Regions from separate parts of the Mus musculus genome. Here regions 2 and 3 are each linked to region 1. Evidence: chromatin loops called from intact Hi-C (ENCODE). Cell type or tissue: heart. All regions are shown on one strand.

Region 1 (8,000 bases):
ATTTTTATTTTTCTTATTTGTTTGGCTTAGTAGACGTGTTATCACACCTGGTCATGATCTGTTTCTACCCCACTCCCGTTTTTCATGCATGTGCTGTGGTATGCATGTGTGTATACATGTATATATGCATGTGTATATACATGTATGTATGCATGTTCATATACATGTGTGTATGCATGTGTGCATACATGTGTATGCATGTGTGTATGATGTGTGTATACATGTGTGTATGCATGTGTGTATACATGTGCGCATACATGTGTGCATGCATGTGTGTATACATGTGTGTATGCATATGTGCATACATGTTTGTATACATGTGTGTATGCATGTGTGTATACATGTGTGTATACACGTGTGTATGCATGTGTGTATGCATGTGTGTATGCATGTGTGTATGCATGTGTGTATGCATGTGTGTATGCATGTGTGTATACATGTGTGTATGCATGTGTGTATGCATGTGTGTATACATGACTTTTCCTGTGTGAGAGTGCACTTGTGTGTGGATATACATGCATGTGTGGACCAGAGCACGTGGAGGGCCGAGGCTGATGTTGAGAATTACCTTCCATTGCTTTCCCACTTTATCCAGGGTCTCTCAATCAAACCCAGAGCTCACTGATATGACTAATCTTACTAAGGAGCTTCCTCTGGAGAGTGAGCTCCCATCTCCACTTTCCAAGGCTGACATAGGAGGCAGGCCATCATGCATACCTGGCATTTACTCGTTTCTGGGCATCCAAACTCTAGCGCTCACGCTTGTAAAGCAAGTGCTTAACCTGAGCCATCATGCGATCTGCTCTAATTTTTTAAGACAGGTCTTGCTTTGTATTCCTTGCTAGCCTGGAACTCTGTGTAGCCCACACTGGCCTTGAACACTTGATCCTCCTGCCTCTATCTCTTGAGTCCTGGAATCACTGACTTGTGACACTATATCACACTTACTTACACGAGCAAACTTAGCTTTATGCTTGTCCTGGTTTCTGAGTGGACTATTTTTATTTTTAGTCATTTAATTTACTTATTTGAAATAGAGTCTTATAGTGTAACCTGTCTGCCGTGGAACCTCGCTATGTAGTCCAAGCTGGCCTCCAACTCATAGAGATCTGCCTGCCTCTGCCTCTCAAGTACTGGCAGAGATTAAAGATGAGTACCACTGTGCTGGTGGGCATTAATTTTGTTTTTTTCAAGAAAAATTCAAGGGGTGTGTGTGTGTGTGTGTGTGTGTGTGTGTGTGAGAGAGAGAGAGAGAGAGAGAGAGAGAGAGAGATCTCAAATGTATAATAGGAGAAACCTATTAAGAGTAATCTTTGGCACCAGGCAATTCCCTGAGGAGATCTCAACTTTCTGAGCAATGTGGTTCCATAAATTGCAGTTTGCAGTGGGGTTTGTGATGAGAACAGCTCATGGTTAGGAAACTTGCATGGAAACTGCTCTTGTCTGTGACAAGTTCATTATTTTTGCTGAAGGTTACAGGATTTTTTTTTTTTTCTTTCCAATAGCCAGCTATTTTAGGGACACATTTTTTTTCTTATAAACTAAACAGCCTCTGTGTGTGTGTGTGTGTGTGTGTGTGTGTGTGTGTCCTCTCTCCCTCTGTGTGTGTTAAATTTTCCTTCCTCTTATTTCAATCCTATCTTTATAATTAGTTTTATAAAACCTTAGAGAACATTGCAGATTATGGAGATAAATCCTTCTGAGACATAAGCTGTCCCTGGTGTCACTCATGCCTCTATGTCTTGCCAAGGACCACCCCACACTGGGACTGCCTCTGAGTCATTTTGTCCAGCCTAGAGCACCCTTGTGCCTTCCCACAAATGTCTTTGAATAGAGAAATTCAGAATAGGGCATGGGAACCAGCCAGAGGTTGCAGATCTGTTCTCCTGCCAGGAAGGGGCTGGAGTAGAGCCTAGCCCCCAGTCACAGAGAAGCCCTGGTCAGCACAGAACAACTAAGAGAAAAGCCAGCTTCCCCCAAAGAAGAAAGGGCCTAAGGAACCAAACCTCCTCTCTGTCATACTTAATGTGCACAAGTGAAACCACAAGTAAGAACATGCAAGCAAGCAAGCAAGAAACAAACAAACAAACAGAAAACCCATATGACCATTGTCATTGTTAGGGCTTTAGTGCTGTGAAGAGACACCATGACCACAGAAAGTCTTATAAAGGAAAACATTTAATTGGGGCACTGCCTGGCTTATTTTTTAATTTAGTGTGTATGAATGTGTACTGCCACATGCATGCCCAGTGCCTTTGGAACCTAGAGGAGGGTGCTAGGTCTCCTGAAACTAGAATCAGAAACTTGTGATCCCCCAGGGCAGGGCTGGTAACTGAACCTGGGTCTTCTGCAAGAGCAGCAGTGCTCTAACCACTGAGCCATCTCTCCAGTCCCCCTCTTCTCTCTATATATATATACATATATATGCACATATTTTTTATTTGCTTTGTTTATGGATAGTATCTTACTGTGTGTAACCCTGGCTGACCTGGGACTCACTATGTAGACCAGTCTGCCTTTGAGCTCACAGAGATCCACATGCCTCTGCCTCCAAAGTGTTGAGATTAGAGGCGTGCACCACCATGGCCAGCCCCTCCCTCTCTCTGTTTTTGACAAGTGAGTTATAGGATCTGAAAGTGTCTTGGATGGGAGTATAATCTGAAAAACTCAATCTGTTAGGATTGCACAAAGGTTTTAGGATATCTCTTCTATTGCCAAAGAGGTTTCTTGTCAGATTCTTAGAACACTGGGGACCAGTGAGTTGGATGTCTCAGCCAGGGATGGGATTCATGGCAAAAGAAGAGATCCAACTCCTGCAAATTGTCCTCTGACTTCTCCATTTGCTTTGTGCCTTGAATGCATGTGTACAAGCATACATGCAAGAAGGTAAATGAATAAGAAATGAAATCAATAGAATATCCCTAGAAATTTATAGGTTTACAGCTGGGAAAGGAGACGAAGCCTTAAGCAAATGAAATTGTGTTGGAAGTCTTGACTTTCAGCTGGTTAGAAACTTGAACCAGAGTCCTTGGTGGATTTCCTTCCTATTACCCATAATTCCCCCTGGCTGCCTAACCTGCCTCAGCCTTTCTGTCCCATGGTGGTCTCAGAGATTAGCTGTGGCAGCAAGCCCCTCCTCAACAGTACCGTTAGGCCCTGAGTTGGTCTCACATGTGACTTATTTTTTGTTTCAACTGGGATGGATGACCTAGGCCAAAGCCAGCGTCCCTGAGCTTGAGTCACAGAATTGTGAAGACTGGCTGTAGGGCACTTCGGTGACGAACTAATTCCAGTTCTTATGGTCAGCAGTTGGTTTGGGATGGGAACAAAAATAAAAGGATTTTTGGACTTCTGGAAAGTTCCAGAGGTGCACTCCACTGACCCATCAAATCCTTCCCTTGTGGAAATTTCCACTGGTGGTGAGGCTGGGCGCACAAAGGGACATTTCTCTGTTGATATAAGGTCACTCCACTGGCAATATTCTTTGGGGTTTCTCTGTATAGCCCTGGCTGTCCTGGAACTCACTCTGTAGATCATGCTGGCCTCGGACTCAGAAATCTGCCTGCCTCTGCCTCCCAAGTGCTGGGATGAAAGGCTTTCGCTGCGGCAATGTTCTTTTAGCTCTCCTCTCCAGGCATACTGATGGCAGGAGCCATGGCGGCAGCTGGCAATTACATCCAGGAACTTAGCGTAGAGTTCCTAGGTTGGCCTGGAGGTGGCACTGTTCGCATGTGGTCAGTTTAGGACTACTGAATTAATCAGTGAGCAGCTATTGATGCTAAGGTTCACTCTTATACCTAGTAACAAACCTCTACATACTTCTTGAGCATCTTTTTTAGTTAAGTATCTCCTTTTTTAAAATTTATTTTTATTATTTTATGTGTATGATTATTTTGCTTGCCTGCATGTGAGAGCACTGTGTGTGTGCCTGGTACCCGCTGAGTTCAAAATGTCCTTGTATGCCCTGAGACTGGAGTTACAGACAAGTACTCTTAACTTTGGAGTCACCTCTCCAGCCCTTCTTTTGTGTTTTGATAAATGAGGTTAATTAGTGAAGAAATGGTGCATTCAAACTGTTACAGTTTCTTCTAGGCTCCACACCATGGTTACCTGGCAACAGCTAGGTATGCCTGACTCACTATAGAAGGGACTGCTTGCCTGTCTTCTCTTACTCTTTTTTTTTTTTTTTTTTTTTTTTTTTTTTTGAGACAGGGTTTCTCTGTATAGCTCTGGCTGTCCTGGAACTCACTTTGTAGACCAGGTTCGCCTCGAACTCAGAAATCCGTTTGCCTCTGCCTTCTGAGTGCTGGGAATAAAGGTGTGCGCCACCACGCGCCCGGCTTCTCTCTTACTCTTTTACTCTCTAACTCTCCTCCCTTTCTGCCCCTTCTCTCCCCATTCCCCTCCCCACATCTCTCCACGGGTTAATGGTCAGCCTCTCTCTCTCTCTCTCTCTCTCTCTCTCTCTCTCTCTGCCTTTCTCTGCCTCTATTACCCCCTAACTCCCCTCCCCATGCCCTAAATGAACTCTAGTTTATACTATACCTCGTCCTGTGCCTGAGCATGGGCCCACAGAGGCACCCCCTCACCTCATCATACCACACCACCTCCAAACATATCCTTGGCCTTTCTTTCTTTTTTATAAAACAGAAAACAAACGTTTTTGGGGGTGATGTGGAAATCCAATTCAGAATCTATAAAAAGACAGGATGAACGAAATTGACTGGATAAAAATTCAGATTTGGGGCTGGAGAGGTGGCTCGGTGATTAAGAGCACACACTTACTCTTGCAGAGGAGCAAAGTTTGACTCTTAGCACTCACGTTGGGCAGTTAATAACCTTCTCTAATTCCAGTTCCAGAGGATCCAATACCTCTGGCCTCTGTGGGCATCCAAATTCAAATGCAAATACCCACACAGAAACACATAATTAAAAATAAAATAAACCGTGATGGAGAGAGAGCTCAGCAGTTAAGAGCACTGACTGCTCTTCCAGAGGTCCTGAGTTCAAGTCCCAGCAACCACATGGTGGCTTACAACCATCTTTAATGGGATCTGATGCCCTCTTCTGGTGTGTCTGAAGACAGCTATAATGTACTTATAAATAAAATATATAAGTCTTTTCTTAAAAAATTAAAAAATAAAATGAACCTTAAAAAAAAAACCAAAACCCAGATGTGGGGCTGAAGAGATGGCTTGGTGGTTAAGAGCATTGGCTGCTCTTTCAGAGGACCCTGGTACAACCTCCCGCACCCACATGGTAGTTCACAACTTTTATAACTCCAGTCAGGAGATCCTACACCCTCAAACCAGTGCACATAAAATAAAATAAAATAAAATAAAATAAAATAAAATAAAAAATTTAAAGCCAAATATCATTTTAAGTCAGAAGAAATGAATTTATTTTGCTGTGTGTATGTTTGTGTGTGTGTGTGCGCGCGTGCGCGCGCGTGCGAGCCAGAGTTACAGGGAGTTGTAAGGCACCCATACGGGTGCTGGGATCTGAACTCGGATCCTTTGAATGAGCAGGAAGTGCTATTTACCAGTAAACTATCTCTCCAACATTCAAATTCTTTCATTTGATAGACTACGAGAAAGCAAACGACAAAATGAGAAAACAACAGTTCCTGGGTCAGCGAGATGGCTCAGTGGGTAAAGGTGCATTTTATCGTAGACCACGGAGGATATTGTTTATCACTTCTCCCTTAGATTTCCTACCTGAGTGTCCAGGTAGTTACTCTCTTGTTTTTATTTAGTATGGATCCCATGGAACCAGGCCCACAAACTGTTGTGAGCTGTAATGTAGGTGTTGGGGTCTTCTGCAAGAGCAGCAAGTGCTCTTAACTCTTACGCGCGCTCAACTGGCCAGGAAGAACGACGCTGCAACAGGATCCTTCTGCACACGTTTATTGGGAGAGCTTGATTGTAGAGGCGAAAAGACCCTGAGCCCAGAACTGGTGCTGCTTACATAGGCCTAGGAGAGGTGTGTCTCACATCTGATTGGTTAACTTGTCTTGGCAAAAGAACCTTCACTGCCTATGTATGTGTAGTGGCCAGCAGTAGCCAACTGCCACTCTGCAACTGCCACTCTGCAACTGCCACTCTGCAACGGCTTCCCACACTTAACCACTGAACCATCTCTCCAGCCCCCAAGTCAAGGGTTTTAACTAGAGCGAGTAAGGGAGTAAAAGTTTGTATGCTCTTTGGGAAGAGAGCAATCCGTACAGAGTAGGAATGGCTGTGTCGGGGACAGAAGTGGGTTTAGATTTATCCTTTATCTGTTATCCTCTCCCTGTCCCTCCATTAAGGCGGGCACTAAAACAAAGTGGCACACTTTTCTTGGAAGCTCATTTCACCCAGTCTTGGGGCTTAAGTGCCCTCAAAGCTGAAAAGTTCACTTGGTGAAGGGGTAGCAGGCACTCCATGCATACTCTTATCTAGAGATACCCTGAAGCCAGTTGAAGCTGAGCCAACTAGTAGACCACTACCATCTATTGCTGTTCTTTACATCCTGTTTTGGGGACCTTGAGATGACCCATCTGGAAGGACCACTATTGTCCTTTGTGTCCTGTTTTAGGGTGCCTGGGTGGTCATTCCCTCCCAGAGCTAACCTCTTGCCTAACTGTAGGGCAGGTTCCAAGGAGCCGACTATAGACTAGGACTTACAAAGCAGAAAGAGCGGGGCGGGGCTTTCGTGAAGACGCAAGAATACCACGTGTGAAAACAAAGGGGAGTGCAACCCCGGAGTGCAAATGCCTGTGCGTAGCTGCAAATTTCCAGGAGAGGTGCGAACTTGGGCCAAGAGGAACTTTGATTGCGCAGATTTCTTCTCTGCTTAGAGTCAGCTTTTGGCTCTCGAGGGCTCATTTGCCACTCAATTCTCAGCTGAAAAAGACTGATACATTCACCCAGCTTTCATTTTTTATAGATAAATACACGCGAGCTTTAGAGAATTGGCACTATCTGTCTCAGGTGAAAGCTTTGGGCAGTACTAGAAGACAGACAGCTAGTCCTGGGTCGTCCTCTGCCTCTGATCCGGAGGCATTACTTACGGCTATCAAACCCTCTGTTCGCTCAGGTACAAACCACCCCCCCCCCCGTCTCTGGGTAAACTACATTTCCCGCAATGCATCGGGTGGAACTTCCCTCCCAACGCCCATCTGGACGCAGTTTTCACCAATAGTGGAGCAGAATTTCAGGAACTGTTGTGGACAGCCAATGAGAGTGGCCATGGGCGGGCCTCTCCCGTCCATTGTTCTCTGTGCCCCTTGGGCTTGAGCTGAGGTGAATCCAGAGGGGCCGGGCCGGGCCGGGCCAGACCGTGGGGTGCTTTTGCGCTCAGAGAGATAGCGGGAACAGGACCTGGTCCCTGGAGAGGCGAGCGGGAGAGGCAGGTCAGGAGCCGCGCGCCCCGCGGGGAACAGCCAGAGAGACAGCGAGTAACGGGCCTGGAGCCAGCTCAGGGCAGTTTGGGGGAGGGGCGTCGGTGTCCGCGCCCGACGGGCTGGACGCGCAGCTCTGCGTCCTGGTTCTTCGGAGCCCTCGAGGCTCCGCTCACACCAGAGCGCTGGGTACGCGCAGCCTAGGAACGCAGGCTTTACACTGGGAAGGGATGCTCGACGACATCCCACCGAGCCGCCTCCTTGACCAGGTGGGGAAACTGAGGTTCTGAGGGGGCGTGTCGGAGCCAGGCTTAGCTAATAAGCTGTCTAGGTTCAGTGTTCCCGGGATGTCCAGGAAGAATTACGATGTATTTGTGTTTCACGTAGTCATTTTGGACAAATTGACATTGGGAGCTTCAGTTTTCTTTCTGTTGTTGCTGTTCTGTTTTAACTTTTGCTATTTTCATGGGGGAGGGCATGTTATCTGATTCTATGGTGTAATGATTTTTTAAAAATAAATATTCATTGCTTTCATAATACTTAAATAGTTTTTAATTCCACTGCTTTGAATATTTTGTAGAGCTACTACTCAGATCTAGGTGTGTGTCCCCCACACCCC
Region 2 (8,000 bases), 200 kb after region 1:
TCGGTAACAGTGTATCTCCTAGAAATGTCAGAAATTATATACATGAAGTCTCACCAACACCTAGACATGCTGCCTAAACATGACCTGATGAGGGATGATACAAGTAACCGTGCTGTCATGGAACAGGGAAAGTTCACAGGGCCTCAAACCTAAACAAATAACTATAGGCAATTAAGGAATGCTGAGAGCCAGAGAAACAGTCTTCCCCAAGGGGAAGCAGACCAACTGGTTATCCAGTACCAAACGGTCAGCCTGAAGATATACACACACGTAACATTATACAGACTGGGCAGGTTGTGTGTGTGTGTGTGTGTGGTGTAACAACAATTAAAGAAATATTTGTAACAAGAATTAAAGAAAAAGAGGCCATGAAATTGAAATAGAGTGAGCAGGAGAGCAAAGGAGAGCTTAGAGGCAGGAAAGAAAAGAAAATATAGGGAATGCATTTTTTTTTTAAAGAGTGTTTTGGTAAGTCAGGAATGAAGGCACACACCTGTAGTCTCAGCAATTGCCTTGAAGCCAGGACTGAGAGAGAGAATAAACAAATATTTCGGTGAAGACCTTTGATTGGCCCAGGTTAGGTCTGTGGTCAGGGACAGATAAACCCACTGTGGTCACTCCCAAAAACTAAGCGCCAGGTTTAAGCTGTGCTTAGCAGCTTGCTCTGGGAACGGTGAAGGATAGAATCGTTTTTCTAAGCATTAGGACTTGGCCCATTTTCTGACCTTAGGAAATGGAGCCTGAAGGGATGGAAGAGGTTGGATTATTCTAGAAGCCTTTGATGAACCACTAATCTATGCTAGATACTGCTAAGGGTTTGGGGGAGACACACAATGTATACCCAGGAATCTTGGGCTCCTTTGGATAGAGGGAGGTCACTGATAGAGGTGACAGAGTATGTCTTAAGTAGTGGCCCACAGACCACTGGCTGGTGGCTGTCAGTGTGGCCCCTTTCAGGATCTATCTTAAGCTCTCCTCCCCTAGGAACTCTTCTCTACCCTCGTTCTACTTGTTTCTCTAAAAACTGAAAGAAAGCCAGAAGAAAGTTGTGAGGAGGCTGGGGTTCTAAGGACCCTTTCTTTCTGTCTCTGGGTCGGCATTCACGGAGTTTCTCTGCAGGCCTCCCTGGCTCCCGGGTTAGGCTGAGTAGCTGCCTAAACCGGGGGAGGGACAGCAGCAGGTGACAGCAGCCCCGGGTTATAAATAGGGGCGCGCGTCAGAGTCGGGCAGGAGCCGGGGCTGGAGGCAGGGGCTGCGGTGCCATGGGGTCGCGGAGGGCCGCGGGCCGGGGCTGGGGCCTGGGTGGTCGAGCAGGAGCTGGTGGAGATAGCGAGGACGACGGGCCGGTGTGGACGCCCGGCCCAGCCAGTCGCAGCTACTTGCTTAGCGTGCGGCCAGAGGCTAGGTGAGTCGCCCAGGGCCCTGGGTTGCCCCAGGCTGCTCTGTCCTTTGGGTGGTGGCCGGGTGTGGCCAGGCTCTCAAAAGCACTCTGAAATCTGGAGGCCTGGGTAAAACCGGGGCCCTCAAACTTTCTCAACCCTAAGGCCCTGAGGACCCTCTTGGTACCCTTTTGGTCCCTTGAGGGCCCCAGGGTTTCAAATGTGTGGCCCAAGAGGGGAAAGGCCATAGTTTGGAGTGATTTTACAGGGGCCCTTTCCTTATCTCCCTCGCCCACACCAAGCTAACCCCAGGGCTGAATTCCACAGTTAGTGATAAGGGGATCCAGAGTGGCTGAAATTCCTCAGGCTTCAAAGGAGGGGACTGCTGGTTGATGGGTGTGGGGGGAGCCATTAGAGGCTGTTTAGCTTAGAGTCCGAGATCGGCCTTGTGATAACTGAAGTTCCTCCCCTGGGCCTAGGGCTTTGGCCTTCCTGCACTGTGTTGTGTCTGGTTGAGAGGAAGGTGCCAGGAGGTGGCTGTTTGTTGGCCTTGTCTGGGGATCTAGGGAGGATCTGTGGCTTGAAGCTCAGAAGGAGTCAATTGCCCTGCCCAGTGGGACCCAGTAGGGGTTGAACTGGCACAGGAGGGGTGGGACTGGTGAACCCTTTATTGGCCTTGCAGAAAGAGACATTGGAAGGCTTTGTTTTAGGAGCTAGGTTATCCCTAGTTGCAAAGGATACACAGACACTAGGCAAGCCTTGCAAAAGACACTCTAAGAACAAGATGCAGACACCCAAGAACAAGTGCATCGCCCTGGAGACACGGAGACAGGAACTTCCTGCCCCTTGTGGGCAGCTCAGCTTCCCTCTGCTCCTGAGCCCATTTTCCAAAAGGAAATGTAACAGGGTGGGCCTTGGAGTAGGCTGTTACTTCTTAGCACCAAAATTTAGCTTGCGTAACTTGCTTCTCTGAGACACTATTTACAGACTTCTGCTCTCCGCTCAGAGAGAGAGAGAGAGAGAGAGAGAGAGAGAATAAATACATACAGGCTCGAAGGACAGTCAGGAAAAGAAGCCCTGGGCACTTCCTGGATCGTCAGAGTCCTATTGACCTTGGAGTTGGAAAAGTTCAAATGTAACCGGAACCTGTTTCTGCATAAAACTCGGCAAATGGTGTCACGTGTTTGGGGTAGGACTGAGGGCCGGTACTGTGACTAAGTCAAACTCACCCAGGCTCCTGGGTTGCTGGGGGTTGTGGTAGGGCACCATTTCCCCAGTTGTTGGCTCTGTGGAATGCTGCAAGGAAATGTGGACATTTATTGTGCTCCTTAGTGAAGCAGCCTGCCCTGTGAGAGCCTCGTGCTTCTCACTTGTCACTGTGACTTATCGCTTATCTCACTAGGCTAAGTGATTTATCTGGGTATCACTTCTTTCTGCATCTGGCCTTTGTCAATAGCAGTGAACAAAGAGAAGAAAAGGAAGCAGGATTCTTCTTGGAGATGTTGCAGTGGAGGAAGGGAAGAAAGGATGCTTTGAAAGCCAGGCAGAGGGGAGTGAGTTCGGAGCTGTTAGGAACAAGGCTGGAGGCTTGGACCTGGGGATGTTTCCTGGATGAGCTTGTGTTAGACATTTTTATAGTGTATCAGCCAGAGGGCGGGAAGTGAGAAAAGTTTGTCTGGCTTGAGTCCTTGGACCTTAGTGGGGATGCTGTAAGACGACTATTCTTGTTGGGTATCCGAAGGCTCCGGGTAGGAGCAGTGGGAAAGGATTTTCTAGCCCTGGACTTGGGACAGTTTCCCCTGTACTCTTCCACCCCCTGCCAACTGGCTACAGACCCAAACGGGTCCTGACCAGAGCAGCCAGGTTTGCTTGGCTTCTGGAAGAGCCTATGGCCAAAAAGGGATTGTGAAGTGGGCTGAGCTCAGGCTGGGGGAGGGACAGTTCCCAGCACTATGGAAAGGTCTGACTTATGTTGGAGGATGGGTTGCACAGTCTGCTGCCCCTCAAATGACTGACTTCCTGTGGAGGTGAATGGAGCCCAAGAAACAAAGAAGGGGTCCTTTGAGGACTTTACTAGCTCTGTCCAGCTCCAGCCCAGGGTCTTGGCTGCGAAGCAAGTTCTGCCCTCCATTTTGAATTCAACATCTTTTGGGTCTGCCTTTTTTGTAGATCTCCTGCAGAGCTCTTTTTGGTTTTTGTTGCTGCTGCTGTTGTTTGTTTGTTTGTTTGTTCTGAGGGACAGGGTTAATCTGTGTAGCTCGGGCTGTCCTGGAGCTCATTCTGTAGACTAGGCTGGCCTCGAACTCAGAGACCCGCCTGCCCCTGCACCCAAGTGCTTGGATTACAGGTGCATGTCACCACCCCCTGGCTCGCTGTGAAGCTCTTAAGGGGTCCTTCCCTTGGGCTCTGAGGCTGGGCTTTCCCTGGGGGCTATGGACAATTGCCATGTGGCTGGGGCTCCAGAGTCTATGTGTCCCACACTTCCTGCCTGCCCCATGGTCCTCGGGGGTATTTCTAGTCTCATTTCAGTTCAAGGATATCCAGGGCTATGTAGGTCCAAGGCAGATATTCCCACGTGGCTGTCCTAACTGATAGACAATCTTTTTGTTCTCCTAGCAGTAAGGAGCTGACCCCTCTGGGAGGATAGTGTGTGGGTAGGCTAGAGTATTCTAAAGAATCGAAGTTGAGAATAGGCAATAATGACTGACCACCTTATGTGTGACACTCAGAAGTTTGTCAAGTCCCTGGCCTCTTGATTCACAAAGGCCCAAATTCTGTCGGCTTCATGGGAAAATAAAGGCTATGGCATTGCTCCCAACCACTTTGAAACAATCTCTGCTGTTCCTCTTGGGTAAGGCAGGTTGTCTAGGGTGTTAGAGAAACTAAGGCATTGGGCCAGAACTTTCTGCAAACCTTTTATGTCTCAGCATAGGTGGCTAGCAGCAGGATGGGAGGCCCCCAGCTTCCATGCCTGTCCCCGTTTTAGAAGGCCTATTCTGAGTCCTGAATTCCAACTCTGCAACAGAGGCATGACCAAAACTCTAAAACCCTTCAGCTCCAATGTTAGCTGTCTCTGATGCTCCCTGGCCCACCTCACACTCCACACACCCAGAAGCTCTGCTGCTCCAGATTGGTCAGCCAGGCCTCCACAAGACCTGCCCTCTGATGACCTGGTGCCTACAGGGGCCTCAGATTCTCAGCCTGATTAACATGTAAGGTCGGGGGCCTGTACAATGGTTCAGCAGCTAAGAGAGCTTACCTGCTTTTCTAGAGGACACAAGATTTGGTTCCCAAGATCCAGGTTGGGCTTCTCACAACTGTCTGTAACTACAGCTCAAGGGATCTGGTGCCATCTTCTGGCCTCTGATGGCATCTGCACACATTTGGGCATCTTCCCCACCCAGTGCACATGACTAAACATAATATAAATCAGGCTAGAGTAATGGCTCAGCACTTAAGAGTGTATGCTGCTCTTTCAGAGGACCTGGTCTCCGTTCCCAGCACCCACACTTGGTGGCTCACAACCACCTACAACTCCAGCTCCAGGGGATCTGATGCCTCTGTCCCTCTGTCCTCCTAAGGCACCTGTACACACACACACTTTTAAAATAATAGAAATAGACCTTTAATAATAGAGCGTGCCTTTAATCCCAGCACCCAGTAGGCAAAGGCAGGTGGACCTCTGTGAGTTCAAACCCAGCCTGGTCTACAGGGATAGATCCAGGATAGCCAGGGTTACACAGAGAAACCCTGTCTTGAAAATTAATTAATTAATTAATTAATTAATTCTTCTTTCTTCCTTCTTCTTTCTTCTTCCTTCTTCTTTCTTCTTCTTTCTTCTTCTTTCTTCTTTCTTCTTCCTCTTCCTCCTCTTCCTCCTCCTCCTCCTCCTCCTCCTCCTCCTCTTCTTCTTCTTCTTCTTCTTCTTCTTCTTCTTCTTCTTCTTCTTCTTCTTCTTCTTCTTCTTCTTCTTCTTTTTCAAGACAGGGTTTCTCTGTATAGCCCTGGCTATCCTGGAACTCACTCTGTAGACCAGGCTGGCCTCGAACTCAGAAATCAGCCTGCTTCTGCCTCCCAAGTGCTGGGATTAAAGGCATGCTCCACCATTGCCCAGCTCCTTTTTTTTTTTAATTAGATATTTTCTTTATTTTCATTTCAAATGTTATTCCCTTTCCTGTTTCCCCTCCGAAAACCCCCTATCTGTCCCCCCACCCCAATAAAATCTTAGAAAAAAACCCAAAAAAAACCCATAACAAACAGACATGCAAGGTGAAAGCTGAGTGACTGCGGGGCCAGGAAAGAAAGCTGTGTGAAGAGCCAGAGTGGGGGCGGCGGCGAGGACTCACTGGCTCTTGCCCACGTGGGGGTGGAACCTGCCATTTTCCGTTGTAAATTAGAAAACTGGCCCAATGCCTCTCCTTCCGCGGGAGGAGGTCCAGACTCAAGGGGAAATCACTCAGTTCCAAGGAGAGGGACAAAGGTAGCGTGTGGTCAGAGAAGGCCAGAGGTGGCCAGTACCTCGGGACTAAGGGAGGTTGTGCCCACACAGATTTTTTTAAGGCTCCAAACAAAGGTGCCTGCGGTGTGTGTGTCCATGCCCTTTTCCTGGCTCTTCTGAAACCGTGACTCCCACTGGGGGCAGGGGGGTGCAGAACCCCTCCTATTTGAAAATGCTGTTCCTTTTCTTCTCTGCCTCCTTCTCTCATAAAAACAATCACGATTACCCATTGCATGGGTAGCACTATGTTTTGAAGGCTGTGTGGGCAAGAGTTAGCTCAACAGAAGAGAGACAAGAAATGGTAGCCTTGGGTGTGACCTTGCCAGTTAGGGATGGGCTTGGCTGCAGTAGAACCTGGATGTTGGAAGGGATTGTAAGACGACCAGGGAGGATCTTCCTTGTTGACATCGAGTTGAGTCTAGACATACTTGCAGAGGGTATACTGCTGCGTTTTCTACAGAGCAGTGTGTGAAGTCTATGGTGCTGTACACCTGTAATCCCAGCACTAAGGAGGCTGAGGCAGAAGGATCACTGGGAATTCAAAACCAGTTCTGGCTACACAGTAGGTTTGAAGTCTACCTGGGTTTCATGAGACCTTGTTCCCCCCAAACCAACCAAACAAGCAGGCAGAGTAACAAAACCCAAACAAAACCCAAACAACAGCCTACGAGGGGATCGTTGATAAGGAGGGCTGTTAAGTATGGAGCTGTCTGGCTCTAGAGCCGAGCACAGTAACAAGGAGAGAGTGTTAGAAAAGGAGAAAGAAGTGTTGATTGGATTTGTGGGACAGAGGAGAAGGAAGAGTTCAAGATGGCGGGTCTGGAGCTTAGGGATTTGGAAGAACGCTGGTGGCATCCAAGAAACCCGTGCTCAAGGGAGGGAAAGAGGGTGGGTTATCAAGCGATAGGATCGTGGGCTCCCCTGAGTGCCAGCGAGCAGACTTAGGGTGCTATAAAAAAGAGTGAAGGGGTGGGGTGGCTCTTGCCGTCTTCCAAAGACCTGAGATCTGCTGGAGGAAGAGGTCAAAGATGGCTCCCACCAAGGGACTGATGCTCCATTACTTGTGAGTGAGTCTCTGTCCCCAGAGGAGGAGGCAGGCTCTAGTCTGTGCCCCAGGACCCTAAGCAGGATGGGATGCCGGATCCAGGGAGCTGGGTGTCTCTAGCTCCCGCTGAATTAACTGCTTGGTGTCCCTCCTCCTCGCTCTCCCAGCTGGTTTGCCTTGCTCTTTAACCGGACTTTAACATATTAATGGTGGGTGTTCTCCAAGCCACCTGTCCATGCGGGGATTTCCAGGAATGCTGCTGCTCTTTCTCAAAGGCAAGAACTGAAGCCACAGCCACCCGAAGGCTGGTATGCCCTGGGCGGGTGGGGGAACAGGCGTAGGTGTCCCCTGGGGAGAGACACTCACGCCTGATGTATACCTTTCTCTCAAAGCACAGCCCCCAAGGACCTCCATCCTGCCTAACAGATTTCCTGGACCCTGCTGCACCTAACGAGCTCTCCGTTTCAGATATATTGGTGTCCAGTGGTGAGGACACTTGCTGCTAACAGGAGCCGCCAACTAAGACAGCTGGTCCCTTTTAATAGAAAGGCCTCTGGGTCTCAGATGGTGGCTGATTAATACTCTGTGAGTGTTGTTGATTTTGCCTCCTCCTCTCCTTGCTTTTGGGCCTAATGATTCCATTTACTGTTTTTGCTTAGCTTATCAAGCAACCGGTTGTCTCACCCCAGCTCTGGAAGGTAAACGCATATTGCATTACATTCTCCGACTGCTTTTGAGAGGCCACTGGATGACTGCTCGGTACACTAACCAGGCTGCATGGGGTGAAGGGAGGTCTGGATGGTGATGGGGAGGGCGGAAGAGAGTACTCACTTGGGCAAGGGTCGCATAGGGACCAGAATTGATGCTTGCATGGGCCTGGGATTCAAGAATAAAGATATGGGCAGGAACTGTTGAGATGCTTGCATTGATAGCCCTCCCTCTGCCTTTGGAACGGACATCTTGGGGATGGAACAGGCAGCCACCAGCCACAGGAGCCCGGTGCCTGGCTTTGGATACCGTATCCATCTTCCTGTGATAGTGGCCCCTGCCTCTTACATGTTAATCCTGCCATCCTGGA
Region 3 (8,000 bases), 56 kb after region 1:
AACCCTTTCCTCCCCAACTGCTTCTTGGTCATGATGTTTGTGCAGGAATAGAGACCCTGACTAAGACAATGAGGATATCAGATTTCTATTTCCTGAAGACACCCCTATGGATTTAGTAGTTTACAGATCATCATAAGGAAAGCTCAAATATCTGATGGATGTGGCTTTTGGGTTTGTGTTTTGAGACTGGGTCTCATGTAGCTCAAGTTGGCCTTGAATTCACTGTTTGTAGCTAAGGCTGGGCCTTAAATTTGCAATGTGCCTGCCTCCACTTCTCTCTGTGCCAGGATTACAGTCAGGGGCTGCCATACCCATTCAGGAGGTGGCTTTCTGTAGATGTTGCCAAACTAACTATACTGAGAGACTTCTGGGAAACAGCCTCAGCAAGCTTACCAGGCTAATTTGGACAGGGATTATGTAACACCACAGGGTGTTCCAAGAGTTCCTTGTCCTTGGAAAACTATTCTAAACTTTCTGTTGTTGTTGTTGTAACAGGGTTGCTCTGTGTATCTATCCCTGGCTGTCCTGGAACTCACAGAGATGTCTTTGCCTCCTGAATGTTGGGATTAAAGGTATGCATCACCACCACCCAAATTTCTTTTCTTTCTTTTTTTTTAAAATAAAGATTTATTTATTTATTTATTATATGTAAGTACACTGTAGCTATCCTCAGATACTCCAGAAGAGGGCATCAGATTTCGTTACGGATGGTTGTGAGCCACCATGTGGTTACTGGGATTTGAACTCGGGACCTTCGGAAGAGCAGTCGGTGCTCTTAACCACTGAGCCACCTCGCCAGCCCGCCCAAATTTCTTTTTATTACGTTTTATGCCCAATCTATAAAGCCCAGAAATAGCAGTTTCCTTCTTTGTACTATAGTCTAGAAAACCAAGAGTCAAAAGATAGAGATTTCTTCCAGGAGACAACAGAATCTTTCATCATCTTAGGATGCAGAGATGGGGTCTGAGGAGAGCTGAGACAGGGAGAGTCCTGAGTGAGGCTTACAGTCAATCGGAGGACTGTCTTCACAATCTGTGGTAAGCCTTGATCCTTTTAGACTCAATAACATTCCTTGATTAAAAAGGCAACTGATTTCAGATCTGGTTTTATCCATTTCCACTTCAACAATAATTTCTTCAGTTACAATTTTATATTTTATCACATAATACTAGCTTTATCTGTACAGAATAAGACAAGTATTTAAATAAATTTTAAAATAAATAAAATACTGTATCAGGCACTAGAAGATACCCAAAGATGAATCCAAAACCAGTCCTGTTCCACTGCCTGAAGGAATCAACCCTCAGTCTAGTGGTAAGAGGGACACAGAGGCAATGTTAGAGAGAACAAGGACAAAGCACTGGGCAGTCTGAAGCAGGAAGCATCACCCGAATTCATCAAGTGTAGGCAGGACTCCATTGCAAGCCCCTCCCTAGCATCGTTTGTGATCACACTAGGCTCCTCCGTGGGACAGGCTGAGACATGCCCCGCCCACCATCACACTAGGCTCCTCAGTGGGACAGGCTGAGACATGCCCCGCCCACCAAGGCAGAGTTCTGAAAGGTCACCAAAGATTGCTCTTTACCTCTGTAGCTGGGTCTAGCTGGAAATCTGACACAGCAGATGTTCATTGAGGAAATTCTTTTCTGCACTCCAGGCAGTGACCAGCATAAGCAACGGTGTCACGTCTACATGCTAAGAGCCATGTGGATGCAGAGATGGGGTCTGAGGAGAGCTGAGACAGGGAGAGTCCTGAGTGAGGCTTACAGTCAATCGGAGGACTGTCTTCACAATCTGTGGTAAGCCTTGATCCTTTTAGACTCAATAACATTCCTTGATTAAAAAGCGTTTTCTATATCCAGACCATACTTTACAACAATACCACAGGCCCTGGTATTGTTCAGTTCCAGCATCAGAAAAAGGTGATGAAGGTACAGACAGGCAGAAAATGGCTTGCACCGCCTTCCTAGCTCAAAGAGCACCCTAAGGAAGGGCGAGTCCACGGGGCCAGCTACAATTAGATCATCCCTTGAAGCTCAACAGTGTTAGAACACTGTCATAAGAAGAGCGACAGCAGACGACGGAATGGAGTCTCCCGCATGTGATGAGCGGTTAGCTGAATGTGATAAACACTAAAGCACTATGCCGGAGAGCCTCTGCAAGTCCCCAGAAAAATACACAAGCAATCAAGAAAGCCGAGGCTCTCAAAACCTATGACTCCCTAGGTAAAGTGACAAATGTCAACAGTCCAGCCAATAAAGAGAACACAGGAGGAGTCTGCAGGCATACAGAAATAAGAAGGCAGAATTAACACTGAAGGGTACTCGTGCTGCTTAGATGGAGCCCGGGTGAGAGGAAGTGTTCAGATTCAAATTTGGCAAGGCCAATAGAGAATGTACTTACTAAATAACAGGAAAGTACAAATCACTTTAATGATTCATACGCTCTGCTCACAACAACACTAATCTAAGATACCACGCCTCAGCTTCCAGCGCATGGCTATACCCAGCACTTAATAGACGCTGCTTCATGCTGCGGGAGAAACAGAGCACAGTGTCTATAAAACGAGGCTCCTGCAGCAGAGGAGTCCACAACTCGCCAGCAATCTTGAGACTATACCCCAAATCCAAAACACTGTAAAGGACCAGAGGCAGGACAACATCATGTCTAAAGACGACGAGCTTCAGACAAGCACAGAGAAGAGAAAGAGGCAATACAGCAAGGACACCATGGACGATGGCGTGGAGATGCTCATGTTCATCACTAGCTGCATCCAAAGCCTGAGCTGAGCTGGCGTGCAGGGCAGAGGTCGAATGAAAACAAGCCATCTGCTTCAGTCACAGTGTACTCCTGAAGTGAGAGGCATACACCCTCAAAGGAACACAGTGCCCACAGACTGGATCAGATCATGGGGGAGGAACCGAGGCAGGGCAGAAAGGAATAAACAAGGGCAGGGTGAGTGGTACTCAAGCAACAGGAAGTGGTAATTGCTAAGGAGAATGGACGGCAAAGGGCTTAGCAGTGAGACAGATGGGAAAATGCTTCACCTAGCACCTCCCTGAACATGTGAGAACTAGCCAGGAAGCTCGAGTTTCAAAATGGGAAGGTCGATCTGGTGGGATGGCTCAGCGGTTAAGAGCACTGACTGCTCTTCTTAAGGTCCTGAGTTCAAATTCCTGCAACCACAGGGTGGCTCACAACCATCTGTAATGAGATCTGATGCCCCCTTCTGGTATGTCAGAAGACAGCTTCGGTATACTTACATATAATAAATAAAAAATCTAAAAAAACCAAAAATAACAAACAAAAAAACAAGTGGGAAGGTCAAGTCAGAGGTGTGGGACCAGAACTAAGGAAATGACAACGTAACAGCTGGAGTTATGAGAGCCAAGAGAGCCTCCTAGCATCACATTCCAATGTAAAGTTTTATCAGTTCTTCTCCCATTTCCAATTCCTTCCAGTGGCTAGGTCCCCCACACCGCCACTAATCTTGCCGAATCCCAAACAACTGGGAAGTCAATTCAATTACTAGTTGTTTCTCTGGCATTTCTTGTATTTTCATTTTGGTGAATTGGTCTCAACATGACGCTCAGGTGGTCTCAACCCCATGGGCTCAAACAGTTCTCCTGCCTCAGCCTCCTGTGTGGTCTGGGCTATAAGTGTGTACTGATATGCCTGGCTCATTTCTTATGTTTTCTGTGTTTTAAGATTTATTTTAAATTGTGTATGCGTACATGAGCGTAGTGGTCCAAGGAGACCAGAAAGTGTGGGGATTCCCTGGAGCTGGAGTTATGGGCAGTTTGTGAGCTGCCATGTGGGTGCTAAAAAACCTAGGATTTCTCCAACAGTAGTAGGTACCCCAATGAGCATTCTGTTTCCAACCACCCCCATTTCAAGAATCATTTTAATTTCTTATATTTTCAAAAAACTCAAATGTTTAATTTTTTAGTTTTAAAGACTTATTATTCTTGAAAGATATATTTTTATTTACGTGTGTCTATATGTGCATGTATGTATGTGTGTGCACCCACACTTGTGAAGGCCAGAAGGCAGTACTGGATCCCCTGGGACTGGAGTCCCACATGGCTGTGAGCTGCCTTATGTTGGTGCTGGGAACTGAATTCAAGTTCTCTAAAGGTGCAGTGTATGCTGTTAACCAACAACCACCTCTCTAGCCTTTATTTTTTTTATGTGTTTTGCCTGGATGTATGCATGAATAACCGTATGTTGTCGGTGCCCATGGAGGTCAGAAGAGGGCATTGGATTCCCCCATGGAACTGGAAATACAAGTGGCTGTGAACAGCCATGAGGAAGCTGAGAGAGGTCGGACAGAACAGGTCCTCTGTAAGAACAGCCAGTACTCTTAGTGCTGAGTCATGGCCTCTCTAGCTCCCCAAATCTTAGTGTTTAGTCTTAGTATAAAACATGGGAACATAATAACTCTCCCCAAAATAATCTTTTTACTTTTGGCTAATAGAATGATTCAAGTGTGTTAAGTGCTCTGGCTACTTTTTAAGAAAAATGCAGCCTCTGTAATAGAAGCTTCTAGCAAAGAAAGGGAAAAGAGGTGGAACACTGATCAGAAAGAGTATGAAGTCTCTCTCTCACAGGGGACCGTCAAGGAAGGAATAAGAGTAATAACTCTTTGCCATGCACGGAAGAGGCAGTCTGAGCATGCGTGGATCACGGGCAGTAAGTTTCTCAGGCTGAGAAAGCCAAGAGCTGGTATCATTGAACACCATATGCAAAGTTTGAAGGCTAAGGCCTAGTTAATGGTCTCAGGGAGCAGTATTCTATATAGGGAAGGCTCTGGGAACTTGCCTATTCCATTCCATTAGCAAACAGCACAGGCTGAAGAAACAGAAGCTAACTGCATGCTTGCTTGGAGATCTCACATTAAACAAGAAAGGCAGAATTAGAAGTATTTTGTGTTACTGCATATTGGTTTACCCTACATTCTGATTTCAAAATGAAAAGAAAACACAATTGGGCTTTTAGTCACTACTTAAGCTTGCATTAGAGAAAAAAAAAAGCAAAGCCAGCCACTTAAGTGAAAGGGTTTAGGCAAATGAGAATTAGAGAGAGTAGGGTGCTGGATTCCGCAGGCAAGGCTGTCTTGTTCAAATGCTAACATATCGAGGAGTAGGTGAAAGCACCTACAGTGGACAAAGGTTAGGTGTCTTTGCAACCAGGTGAGATCTCTCTGGACCTCTCAGTTGCACCATCTGGGATTATACACATCTGAGTCACACCCTAGTGAAGAATTGATTGTGACTAAGACATTTCCTATGAACGTCAATGGCTACTTTGGCTTCACAGAAACAAAAACAAACCTCGACAAAAAAAACCAAAAAAACAAAAAAGCCTGTTAATATTTGATCAACTATCACAGCTGAAGGACTGTTTATATACTACAGCTTTTTCTCCTTTAGCCCAGGCTGGCCTTGAACTCCTGATCCTCAGCTTCTGATGCTGAGATATTCCAGGAGCTGGGATAACAGGCATGTGCTGCCACGCCCAGCCACATCAAAGCCTTTCTAAACCATAATGGGTACTAAGAACCAGCCAAGAAAGGCACATTTCAGGAGCTTTCCCAACAAACAGAATTCAGGGAAAGGGGTTCAATGTGCAAAGTCTTTTATTTAAAATTTTGAAAAGTTAAGACTTATGATCGCCTCAATATGTGCCATTCCTACTGTAAGGAGGAACGACAGGTTTGAACTCATGCAGAGCTGTGTTTTCATTTACAGAACTCTGTAGGCACTTTTAAAGTGAAGCTTGGCTTCAAAATACAAACACTGGGGGCTTTGGCTCAACCTTTTAATATAAAAAATTCACTGATGTACAAAAATGTGAAAGAGTGACAATGACAACATATGAAACCCTGTGATTGACAGTCCCCTTGTGTGCACTCCACGGTGCACATGCACCCGCCCACACAGCCTCGGGTGTGGAAACACAAAGCAATGCAAACCAGGGCTACCAAGAAGTGCCAACGTGTGTGTCCTCCGAAAATCCGCAATCACAGATCAGGATCTACTCCAACATTCAGTAACAACAAGCACAGCAGCTTCCTAGGAACAGGGAGTCCGACTTCTTACTCACGATGGACCAGCACAAATAAACCGAGCAGAAACAGTACTGCATACTAAAAAGTGAAACAGGAACACATGTCAGGGACGCTTCCAATACCTCCGAAGTCTTCATCGTCATAAACTCAATTGTGACCAGGATCAATCACTAAACTACATTATGTTTTCATGCTGTAATCCATTTAACAGTCTCCAAAGGTAAACAAAAGATCCCTGGAGGAGCTGGCTGAATCCAGGGCCTCACACATGCTCCGCATGTGTGCTGCTGAGCGAGCGCCACACTCTCATCAGTTCACTTCTAATCAAACATAAGGTTGTGCTCTCACCTTAAATTTAGGATAGTCATTCATGAGGATCGTCACAATTCCAATGTAAGGAACAAACCTGGAACAAACAAGTAAGCAAAGAACTTATCATCAGAGATAAACACCCTAGATGAAGCAGCTGCTAATGTTTACTGACTATTCATTACCAGTGCCTTCCAGAGTACTGATTCACAATGTCCACTTGCATACATTATATTTGTTCCTTTCAATAGCCTGTTACAAGGAAGTTAGGATTATTACCATTTTATAGATGAGGAAACAGGATCACGCGCCCAAGGTGCATGGCTTGTATGTGGCAGAAGCAGACAGTACCACACCAGAGATCTTAGGTCTCTAGTTGGTATCTTCACTGCTAGGGGCTGGGTGTGGCCTCATAGCCATTACGGAGCTGCCAGTCTTGGTGGAGAGGTAAGGCAGAAAGCATCACCCTGCAAAGTACTTCATGTCTGGTCATCACTGAACAGAAGAGCTCAGGGCTCCACCACCACTCATTTAACCACAGTCTGGCTTTGGCCCTCTTACTCCTGGTTTTATTTATTAGACAGGGTCTTGAAATGCAGCCCAGGCTTGCCTTGAGCTTACTTCCACCTGCTGTAGTCTCCTAAGATGCTGGGATGAGTACATGTGTCACTGTGCCTAGCTCTGAAATTTTTCTAGAACTATTTTATCACCACATACAGCAAACCAGTCTTAGCCTCCATCTTCCTATATACTTGTCCAGCATTCTTTTAATTCTTAGATTTATTTTATTTATGTGTGTGTTTTGCCTGTATGTATGTATATACATATACCTGGTGCCCATAGATGTCAGAAGAGGCATCGGATCCTCTAGAAATGGAGTTGCAGATGGTCGTGGCTGCACATGGGAGGTGAGAATTGAGCCCAAATCCTCTGAGAGAGCAATGAGTGCTCTTAACCAGTGAGCCATCTCTTCAGCCTGCAACTTGCTCTTGAAAGCCTTTCTCTTTTGTTTCAATAACTCACACACCTAATAGTTCTATACCCACCTTTAGACTGCTGTATCTGTACTTTCATTTCTTCCTCAACCTGGAATTAGAGATGGGTGACCAAGCCCACCCTGCGTTTACAGAGGCTCTGGGGACCTGAACTCAGATACCTACATTTGAGTTGCAAGTACTTTGACCACTGAGCCATCTCCCCAGTCCTGTGTTCCCACTAGCTTGCTTTCTCTTCATCCCTTAACTGAGCAGAAACACCTGGTGACAACTCTTAACGAATTCCATACACTTGCCTTTAAGGTCTTCGTCACAATTTTAAGAACTTTGTTGTTCTAATCATATGGTATTTGCCTCCCTCTGACTCTCTCAGAGTAGCGATCTTGATCTCGCATAACCTCAAGGCCTTGTACACCCAACCTTCCAGCCAACACGTACAGGTGCACATGTGCATGCATGTGTGCTCACACTCCCACACTAGAGATCAAACTCAGGCAGGGCTTCATGCAGGCCAGGCACTCGCTCTATGGCTGAACCTTGCCTTGGGCCTAATCCTGCCTGATGGAATGTTTGAATAGGTTTTCTTTTCAGTTTCTCCAGAGTTTAAATCTTCTTTCTGTGTAAGA

The links. Hi-C counts contacts between places; a loop is a spot of excess contacts. Peaks named below come from ENCODE experiments on the same cell type or tissue, not always from the same donor. Only the 100,000 strongest peaks of a DNase experiment are listed, where the experiment ranks them.
Region 2: it touches region 1 in a loop (2.6-fold over the local background); 5 of 42 quality-filtered maps call a loop at or near these places.
Region 3: it touches region 1 in a loop (5-fold over the local background); 2 of 42 quality-filtered maps call a loop at or near these places.

Annotation. Positions count from the first base shown.
Region 1 is chr7:80,853,685-80,861,684 of GRCm38, forward strand. It overlaps Zscan2 (zinc finger and SCAN domain containing 2), which reads left to right and starts at 7,247. Exons shown (of 3, transcript NM_001382511.1): 1 at 7,247-7,393. In heart, a CTCF peak has its summit at 3,706 (motif pointing right); DNase peaks (open chromatin) are centred at 3,677, 6,697 and 7,227; H3K4me3 peaks cover 1,682 bases; H3K27ac peaks cover 1,560 bases.
Region 2 is chr7:81,056,368-81,064,367 of GRCm38, forward strand. Alpk3 (alpha-kinase 3) reads left to right here and starts at 1,233. Exons shown (of 14, transcript NM_054085.2): 1 at 1,233-1,405; 2 at 7,582-7,620. The coding sequence starts at 1,263. In heart, a CTCF peak has its summit at 4,744 (motif pointing left); DNase peaks (open chromatin) are centred at 1,244, 1,864, 3,184, 3,795 and 3 weaker places; H3K4me3 peaks cover 3,277 bases; H3K27ac peaks cover 6,556 bases.
Region 3 is chr7:80,909,757-80,917,756 of GRCm38, forward strand. Sec11a (SEC11 homolog A, signal peptidase complex subunit) reads right to left here. Exons shown (of 6, transcript NM_019951.1): 5 at 6,419-6,476; 6 at 5,623-6,148. The coding sequence ends at 6,098. Gm51451 (a long non-coding RNA gene) reads left to right here and starts at 761. Exons shown (of 3, transcript XR_003946654.1): 1 at 761-1,563; 2 at 1,658-1,799. In heart, CTCF peaks have their summits at 664 (motif pointing right) and 3,228 (motif pointing left); no DNase peak of the experiment used is centred here.